2 separate regions of the Homo sapiens genome follow, and region 2 is linked to region 1. Evidence: chromatin contacts called from ENCODE Hi-C or POLR2A ChIA-PET data. All regions are on one chromosome and are shown on one strand. The core of a region is the stretch at or near the end of the contact, and the rest is flanking DNA. Distances in the headings are between cores, read along the strand shown.

Evidence for each region. Hi-C counts contacts between places; a loop is a spot of excess contacts on that map. ChIA-PET counts read pairs that join two places held with the same protein, here RNA polymerase II (POLR2A). Pooled maps may share reads with other maps.
Region 2: a loop to region 1 is called in a map of CD8-positive, alpha-beta T cell, with 5 times the contacts of the local background. The contact joins two enhancer-like sites. A Hi-C loop is called at or near these places in 29 of 168 maps with a recorded cell type or tissue (CD14-positive monocyte, CD4-positive, alpha-beta T cell, CD4-positive, alpha-beta memory T cell and 18 more), 3 of 37 single-sample maps with no recorded cell type and 24 of 50 pooled maps. POLR2A ChIA-PET finds 5 or more read pairs at or near these places in 5 of 52 experiments (AG04450, MCF 10A, PC-9 and 2 more).

Annotation. Positions count from the first base shown.
Region 1 is chr1:180,095,968-180,100,086 of GRCh38, reverse strand. It overlaps CEP350 (centrosomal protein 350), which reads right to left. Exons shown (of 38, transcript NM_014810.5): 36 at 3,903-4,049; 37 at 1,102-1,224. Among named protein-coding and RNA genes, the nearest start is that of QSOX1, 57 kb to the left of the region's middle. Within about 2 kb of position 1,431, at least 5 of the 41 ENCODE cell types and tissues checked have a DNase peak (open chromatin) inside an H3K27ac peak, as active enhancers do.
Region 2 is chr1:180,172,171-180,176,086 of GRCh38, reverse strand. It overlaps QSOX1 (quiescin sulfhydryl oxidase 1), which reads right to left. Exons shown (of 12, transcript NM_002826.5): 3 at 721-766; 4 at 54-156. Among named protein-coding and RNA genes, the nearest start is that of QSOX1, 19 kb to the right of the region's middle. Within about 2 kb of position 1,931, at least 17 of the 41 ENCODE cell types and tissues checked have a DNase peak (open chromatin) inside an H3K27ac peak, as active enhancers do.

The DNA.
Region 1 (4,119 bases), core at 182-2,681:
ACACTGGGCGCGGTGGCTCATGCCTGTAATCCCAGCACTTTGGGAGGCCAAGGCAGGCGGATCACTTGTGGTCAGGAGTTTGAGACCAGCCTGGCCAACATGGCGAAATCCCATCTCTACTAAAAATACAAAAATTAGCTGGACATGGTTGCAGGTGCCTGTAATCCCAGCTACTCGGGAGGTTGAGGCATGAGAATCACTTGAACCTGGGAGGCAGAGGCTGCAGTGAGCAGAGATTGTGCCACCACACTCCAGCCAGGGTGACAGAGCGAGACTGTGTCTCAAAAAAAAAAAAAAAAAAAAAAATCAAATAAGGCATAAGAATGATAAACTATAAAATACTAAGCAAATGTTATCTAGTACAGTTATTACTGAGTAAATGAAACACTAGAGAGGTACATACATGAGAACGGTGATAAATTTAAGTATTACACTTTTTTTCATTATATAAATGTCAATATAGATAAAAGGTCCAGAATTAAAATGTTTAGAGTGAAACCTGAATTTTTCTTTTTTTCTTTTTTGATAAACACTTTCCTAATGTTACAGAAATATATTGCAAAACCAAATAAATCCTATCCAGGGAATGTTCTGGATAATGATAATAGTGATGATGATGAGGTAACAGCTATTATTTACTGAGTTGTATATGAGGAACTATTCTAAGTGCTTTACACATATACTTATTTAATTTTCTTAATAATTTTATCAGGTAAGTACTATTATTGTTACCTTCACTTTGCACAAAAATGTTAGACAAATTTGTCCAAGATTACACATCAAGAGATTTAAACATGGGCAGTCAGGCTCCAGAGTCCACACTGGTCTCTTTTCAATTCACTACCTTAAACTTTGCTTCCATTTGAGTAAATTTCTCAAGTTCTACATAAAATACTATTGATCAAGTTAAATGTTCATCTACTGAGTACAAAAGAAAATAGTTAACAAAACTGAGGGGTAGAAATGCAGCAAGTAAAGGCTTTAAGATTTTAATACCATAGATTTAAGAATAAGTCTATCCCTTTTCCTTTTAGAATCTAACTGCATTCTGAGTTTAAAAGATATGGTCAAAATAAAAACAGTTTGGTTGTATACACTGACCAGGATATGATCCACTCGGTCTCTTTTCTTTCTTCCAAATTTCATCATTTTCTGCCAATCTGTTTTGTGGTTTGGCTCCTTTTTAAGACTGAACAACTTGAGTACTTCACTTGCTATGAAGCTCTGTGGAAACAAGACAAATACACGAAACACAAACAACAGAAATTCCTGAGTTTCATGTGTTTACAATGCAGTAAACAGATTCACGATAAGAATATAATATTTACAATAAAATTATCATACAAATTTCTTCCACTTACAGTTCCACATAGCAATTTGAAGGGAAAAGCATTCCAAATGCTGAGACTTTATTCACTTACGCAACATATAAAAGTAAAACCTAGCTGGGCACGGTGACTCACGTCTGTAATCCCAGCACTCTCTGAAGCCAAGGCAGGAGAATCACTTGAGCCCAGGAGTTTGAGACCAGCCTGAGCAACATAGTGAGAGACCTCATCTCTACAAAAAATATATAAAATTAGCTGGGCATGGTGGTACATGACTGTAGTTCTGGCTACTCAGGAGGGTGAGGTGGGAGAACTGATTGAGCCCAGGAGGTCCAGACTGCAGTGAGCTGAGATTGCACCACTGCACTCCAGCCTAGGTGACAAAGCGAGATCTTATCTAAAAATAACAACAACAACAACAACAACAAAGTAAAACCCACTGATTAATCTGCAAAGAAAAATCACTTTAGAGTTTACTTAAGAACTACCATGCTGGGTGCGGTGGCTCACGCCTGTAATCCCAGCACTTTGAAAGGCCAAGGCGGCGGATCACCTGAGGTCGGGAGTTCGAGACCAGCCTGACCAACATGGAGAAACCCTGTCTCTACTAAAAATACAAAATTAGCTGGGTGAGGTAGCGCATGCCTGTAATCCCAGCTACTCAGGAGGCTGAGGCAGGAGAATCACTTGAATCCAGGAGGCGGAGGTTGCAGTGGGCTGAGATCACGCCATTGTACTCCAGCCTGGGCAACAAGAGTGAAACTCCACCTCAAGAAAAACAAAGAAAAAACAACAACAAAACTACCATTAGCTAACTTCAAGCTGGCAAAACTACTAAAGAAAGCATAAAATAAATCTCTGAATTGGAAAAATCTCAAAGAAATTTTTGGGGACAATGTAATGTGAGAAAAGCAAAAGACTTTGGGATAGTTTATTTTGAAGCACCAAAACTCAAATATGTTAAATTAAAAAATATCAACACTTCAGTATGAGAAGCATAATAATTTTACTACTAACAATATTTGAACTATCACCCTTAAAAACTTTACAAAATGTTATGTCAATATTAAAATTAGTGGGCATTTATTGTATGCTATATTGATGCATGTAGTTTGATTGTTGGTATATATTATATATCTTGTCTTACCTCAACTTAATGTTATTAATAATTTATTTTGTTACTTTTATGGTTGTTCTGTTAAAAAAACAATGTTCTTAACAGGGGAAGGGACACATTTATGAATCAGAATCACCTGGAAAGATTCTCAAAGTACCAACGTGCCCGGAAATTCCATCACTCCCTACCTGTTCACAGACACACATAGCATTCAAGCATTTTCAATTGTGAAAGGGTAGAAGGAATGGAGTATACAATGTGTTTTTAAAAAGCTAGTTACTTTAAGCCAGGGGATGGCCAATTTTTTCTGTAAAAAATCAGACTGTAAATATTTTAGGCTTTGCGGGCCATGTGGTCTTTGTCACAACTATTCAATTCCACTGTTGTAGTTACATGTAGTTGTAACATGTAAACAACTAGGTATGGCTGTGGTCCAACAAAACTTTATTTATAAAAACATACAGGGGCCTGGATTTGGCTTATGGGCCATAGTTTGCCAACCCCTGAGGTAAGCATACATCCCATCTCATAAATATCTGTTGGTGTTCTATAAGTATAAAATATTTTTAAAGGCTTTCTGTGATCAAATAAGTTTGGGAAATACAAGTTTAAAGCTTTGCTACTCAGCGTGGTCCTGGGACCAGCAGGACCAGCAGGACCAGCAGGACCAGCATGACTTGAGAGCTTGTTGGAAATGCAGAATTTCAGGTCCTACTCCAGACCTACTAAATCAGAATCTCCATTTCAACAAGATCCTCAGATCATTCACATGCACATTAAAAGTTGAGAATCACTGCTCTGGAAATATAACCTTTGCCGTAAAGAAACATGTGACTAGGCAGAGCAGATTGCCAGCAATGTGACTTTAAAGTTCATAGTCCTTGTAGCTTCTGGACAAAGGTTTACAAAGGTTTCTTAGATAACAAAATAAATATTTTTACGTATCACATTACTATCCTACATAGTTCAAAACCACATTACCAATTTGAAACCTCCAAAGTCAAAGATAAAGAAGTTAACACCTATGTGTCCAGGGCTGGCATATTGAAAAGACATATATATGACACGTATTCATATGTACTTTTAGAACATTATACCTATCTCTAAAGCCCCCAAAACTTACCTAAAACTCCTATTAGTTGCAATAATTTATCTCCCTAGGTATTTCCTAATTTTTCTTAAATATTATAATTATGTATATAGAGAAAATGACTGGTAAAAGAATTTTTTTTTTTTTTTGCACAAACTTGAGGATTCAGCCCTTTCACTCATTCCAATCCCTCCACTGTTCATGGATTCAGTAAGTCAACAAATCTTTATTGAATACCCACTATGGAACAGGTCCTGAAGACACAAAGGTTAATCATACAGAAGAGCACCTGCTTTTACAACATTTACAGATATGTGTAAATGAACAGCAAGTCAAAAAAGAAGACACTTTATAGTTTGCAGTTTACCTTGATTTCATCAAGGTTATTTGGATTTTTCACTCGTCGGAAATAACTAGAGTTGATTCTACATGGCTTCATCCAGACAGGTTGATTTAAGTTGGGATCCTCAGCAAATATTTCCTCAAAAATCTCTTTTGTTAAATCAAAAACCGCCTTGATAGAGAAAAACAAAACAAAACAAAACAAAATGGCTAAGAATCCAAATTTCAGACAATGGGAGAAA
Region 2 (3,916 bases), core at 682-3,181, 76 kb before region 1:
CAGGCCTGGGATCCTGGCCCACAATGCACTAAGCCTGCCCCAGCCCAAAGTACTTGGCAGGCTCCAGTGGGGGACAGGCTGGGGGCCACGTGTCATGATGGGACTCCAGGGCGTCAATGAGCCTCTCCCGCAGTGTCTGCACGTCAGCACCAGCCACTGTAAATGAAAACAGGCGTGAGCGGAGTGTCAGGAGAGCAGAGCTGCTTCCACAGCACACTGGCCACCTTCACTCCCAGAAACAAAGGGCCGAGGGCACAGCCAGCTCTGACAGAGACAGACGAGGCGTCAGTCCTTCCCTGTGCTAGAAGAATGGGGCTTGAGTAGTCCTCCTGTGGCCCCAAGTAGTGCAAGGACACCCATCCCTCAGACAGGAAAGAATCCCTCAGAACTGGGAGTCGTCAGGACTTTCCCCAAGGGCTCTGGTCTGCTCTCTGGGCGCCAACCCCATTGTGACAGAAGAGCTCTTCTGGGAACATGGTGCCCCTGCCCCGACCCTAGGGCCCTGGATATGTCCAACCTGAAGGGCTTCTTCATCCTGCCTTTCCCTAAAGCTGACTGGGAGGATAGTTTTGGGAAGACACAAGTTAGGCTTCCCGTGGGGACCGCCTCACCCTCGACCCTGCCGACTGCCAGGGCTTTCTCCACCCCAATAGAAACCCAGGTGAAGAGGGAGGTTGGGGGAGGAAGATGCTAACAGGACAACCAGAGCTGGGCACCCACCTGGAAATACTGCTCCCGAGCCGTTCTTGGTAAAGGCCTTGAAGAACTGGAAGCAAACACACAGGTGGGCATCAGTAATAGATAGTGGCCAAGAGTGCAGCCACGCAGGCCTGCTCTGAAAATCTGCCTACTTATTCAATGCGGTGGCTGGGCAAATCACTTAATGTTGTTGAGCCTGTTTCTTTTTTCTTTCTTTCTTTTTTTTTTTTTGAGACAGAGTCTCGCTCTGTCGCTCAGGCTGGAGTGCAGTGGCGCGATCTCGGCTCACTGCAAGCTCTGCCTCCCAGGTTCAAGGGACTCTCCTGCCTCAGCTTCCCAGGTAGCTGGGACTACAGGCGCCCACCACCACACTCGACTAATTTTTTTTGTGTGTATTTTTAGTAGAGATGGGGTTTCACTGTGTTGGCAAGGCTGATCTCGAACTCCTGACCTGTGATCTGCCCGCCTCAGCCTCCCAAAGTGTCAGGATTATAGGCGCCTGGCCGAGCCTGTTTCTTCATCTGTAAAATGGTGAATTGGGGGGAGTTGGGGGGAGGTTGCTCTAGGAGCTGGACACTGGCTCCCTCCCCTGTTACCCTCCCACACCCCTCAGAAGCATCCATGGATCCTGTGGGCAGCAGTTCATACACTTTCCTCCTCGAGGGCCATTTCTATGCAGCACAGTACCTAGCATGTAATTACTAACCAATATTTATCGAATGGATGAGTGATGAAGTACCACTGCTGTTTTCCTTTGCAGACTCATCTGAAAACATGAAGTGCAGGCACTTCCTACGTCCCTTGGGAAATGTCAGCTTGCTTCTATGTCAATGTGCCCTTGCTCCTTACTTGGGAAAAGGGGCTTACAGGCTGCTGTCTCTGTCCACTAAGTCCCAGCCCAGCACAGCAGACACAGTCAAGGAAGGGGTCTCCAGAACAGGTTCTCTTGAAGCGGGGACCTGAGTCCCTGGGGAAACATGCCTTGCTACAGACTAGCTGATTTAACTCACCACTTTGTCCTCTTTTCCCATGTACATGACACCCCAAGCCTAGTCTGTCACCTCCTTGGGGCAAGAGGACAGACCGAACAGAGCCTGACTCCTGGCAATCTGGGCTTCTGCCCAGGCGGCAAGACAGCTGCCAAGGCTTTTGCCTGCGCTCTTCCGATTCAGGAGGGAACACAGTTGAGTTGTCCTGGAAGCCGGCCACTGAACTGCCTAGGGGAGAGCCTGCAGGCTGGGAAGAGGCTTCTTCCTGTGGGACTCTAGCCTCGGGGCCACTTTTCACTACCTTGGACTTCTGCCTCCAACAGCCAAACACTGGTTTCCTTCTCCCTCCTTGGGATAGAGCTGTTTGGCCTTATCCCAAGCTGGCAGCTGAGAACAGGCCCCGGGCTCTGGCAGACCTCGTTCAAGGACTGGTTCTGCTTTGCTCTTGCTGTGTGACCTTGGGCAACGCATCAACTGCTCCGAACCTTTGTGTTCTCATCTTTGAAATGAGGATGACACCATCTACCTTGAAGACTTGTGAGGATTCCATGACCATACATCTAAAGTGCTTAGCATGGTACCTAGTGCATACATCAAGGAACTGGTACATGTTAACTGTACCATCATCACCCACCACCAGCATCCCCTTCCCTCCTTCATACCTTTTAAACACTAGGAACCATGATCAGCTAGGACTTGTTTGTTACAGACATTTGTAGGCAGAAAATCTGGAAGCCACCTGCTACCCTCTCCCACATGAGGAACAAAGGCTGCAGAGAAGCCACCTGTCTCTCCCCATCTGCAACCTTCTGCTCCCTGTGACCTCCCCCGGGCCCTTACTCCTGCTCACTGCTTTACTCTCTCTTTTCAAAACATTAATATAAACTTTTATTGTGGATGAAAACCATCCACTTATACATACCACACATATTTAAATAGCGTTCTTTACAGTTATTTAATTTTATTGGCCTATTAAAATTATGTTATCCTAATACTTAAGAAAATGATCATAAATTTCCTTGATTAGGAGATCGTATTGATAATGTAAGTTACGGCATTTATGGACTGACACTTTTTCATGAACAAAATTGAAGATACATCTATTTGGGGTTTGGTTTGCCGACAAATAATAAACCAGGTCAGGTGCAGTGGCTCGCACCTGTAATCCCAGCACTTTGGGAGACCTAGGAGGGAGGATCACTTGAACCCTGGAGTTCAAGACCACCCTAGGCAACACAGTGAGGCCCCATCTCTACAAAAAGTTAAAAATTAAAAATAAATAAAATTTAAAAACAAAAAAGAAACCCGAGGGTGATGTTGCGCTGCAGTTATTCATGGTGATGGTGCTCTTGTTTATTTACAGACAGGTTACACTTTGACTGGTTTCTACATATATGAGAACAACACTGACATCATGAAGCCTTGAGATGGGTGGCTTTCCCACAGCTACAGCTGTTATTTTCACCTCTGAAAAGTAATATGGTCATTTTTTTGTCATCAACCATCAGGTCACCCACATCTGAGCAGGTGCCCATATTAAAAGAGGCTTGCATTACTTCTACCAAAAGGCAGCCTCTCCAGGACGGGTGCAGTGGCTCATGCCGGTAATCCCAGCACTTTGGGAGGCCGAGGTGGGCGGATCACTTGAGGTCAGGAGTTTGAGACCAGCCTGGCCAACAGGGTAAAACCCCGTCTCTACTAAAAATATAAAAATTAGCCAAATTTGGTGACATGCACCTGTATCCCAACTACTCAGGAGACTGAGGCAGGAGAATTGCTTGAACCTGGGAGGTGGAGGTTACAGTGAGCCGAGATCATGCCACTGCACTCCAGCCTGGGCGACAGAGAGAGACTCTGTCTCAAAAAATAAAAAAATTTTAAAAAGGCAACCCCTCAAGATCCCTGCAGCCACAAGCAGCTTGGAGTCTGACCAGGAACCTCGGTCAGCCAGAGTGGCCCAGGGGGATGCAGGGACCCCAAGAGCCTCTCCCCAGGATGCAGGCTGAAGGGAAGGCCCTGCTGCACCTCAGCTGTTCCCTTCTGTCCTCAGAAGCTTCGCACCCACCTCCCAGGCCAATGTCTCCTCCGAGTTCTGGCTCCCACGCCTCACGCTCTTCAGGAACTTCTTCCTAGCCATCTCTCATCATTCCTCTTTTCTACTACAGCCGCCCAACTAGGCCTACAGATAGATTCGAATCCTTCTAGTCTAACCCTTAAAAAAGGAAAGG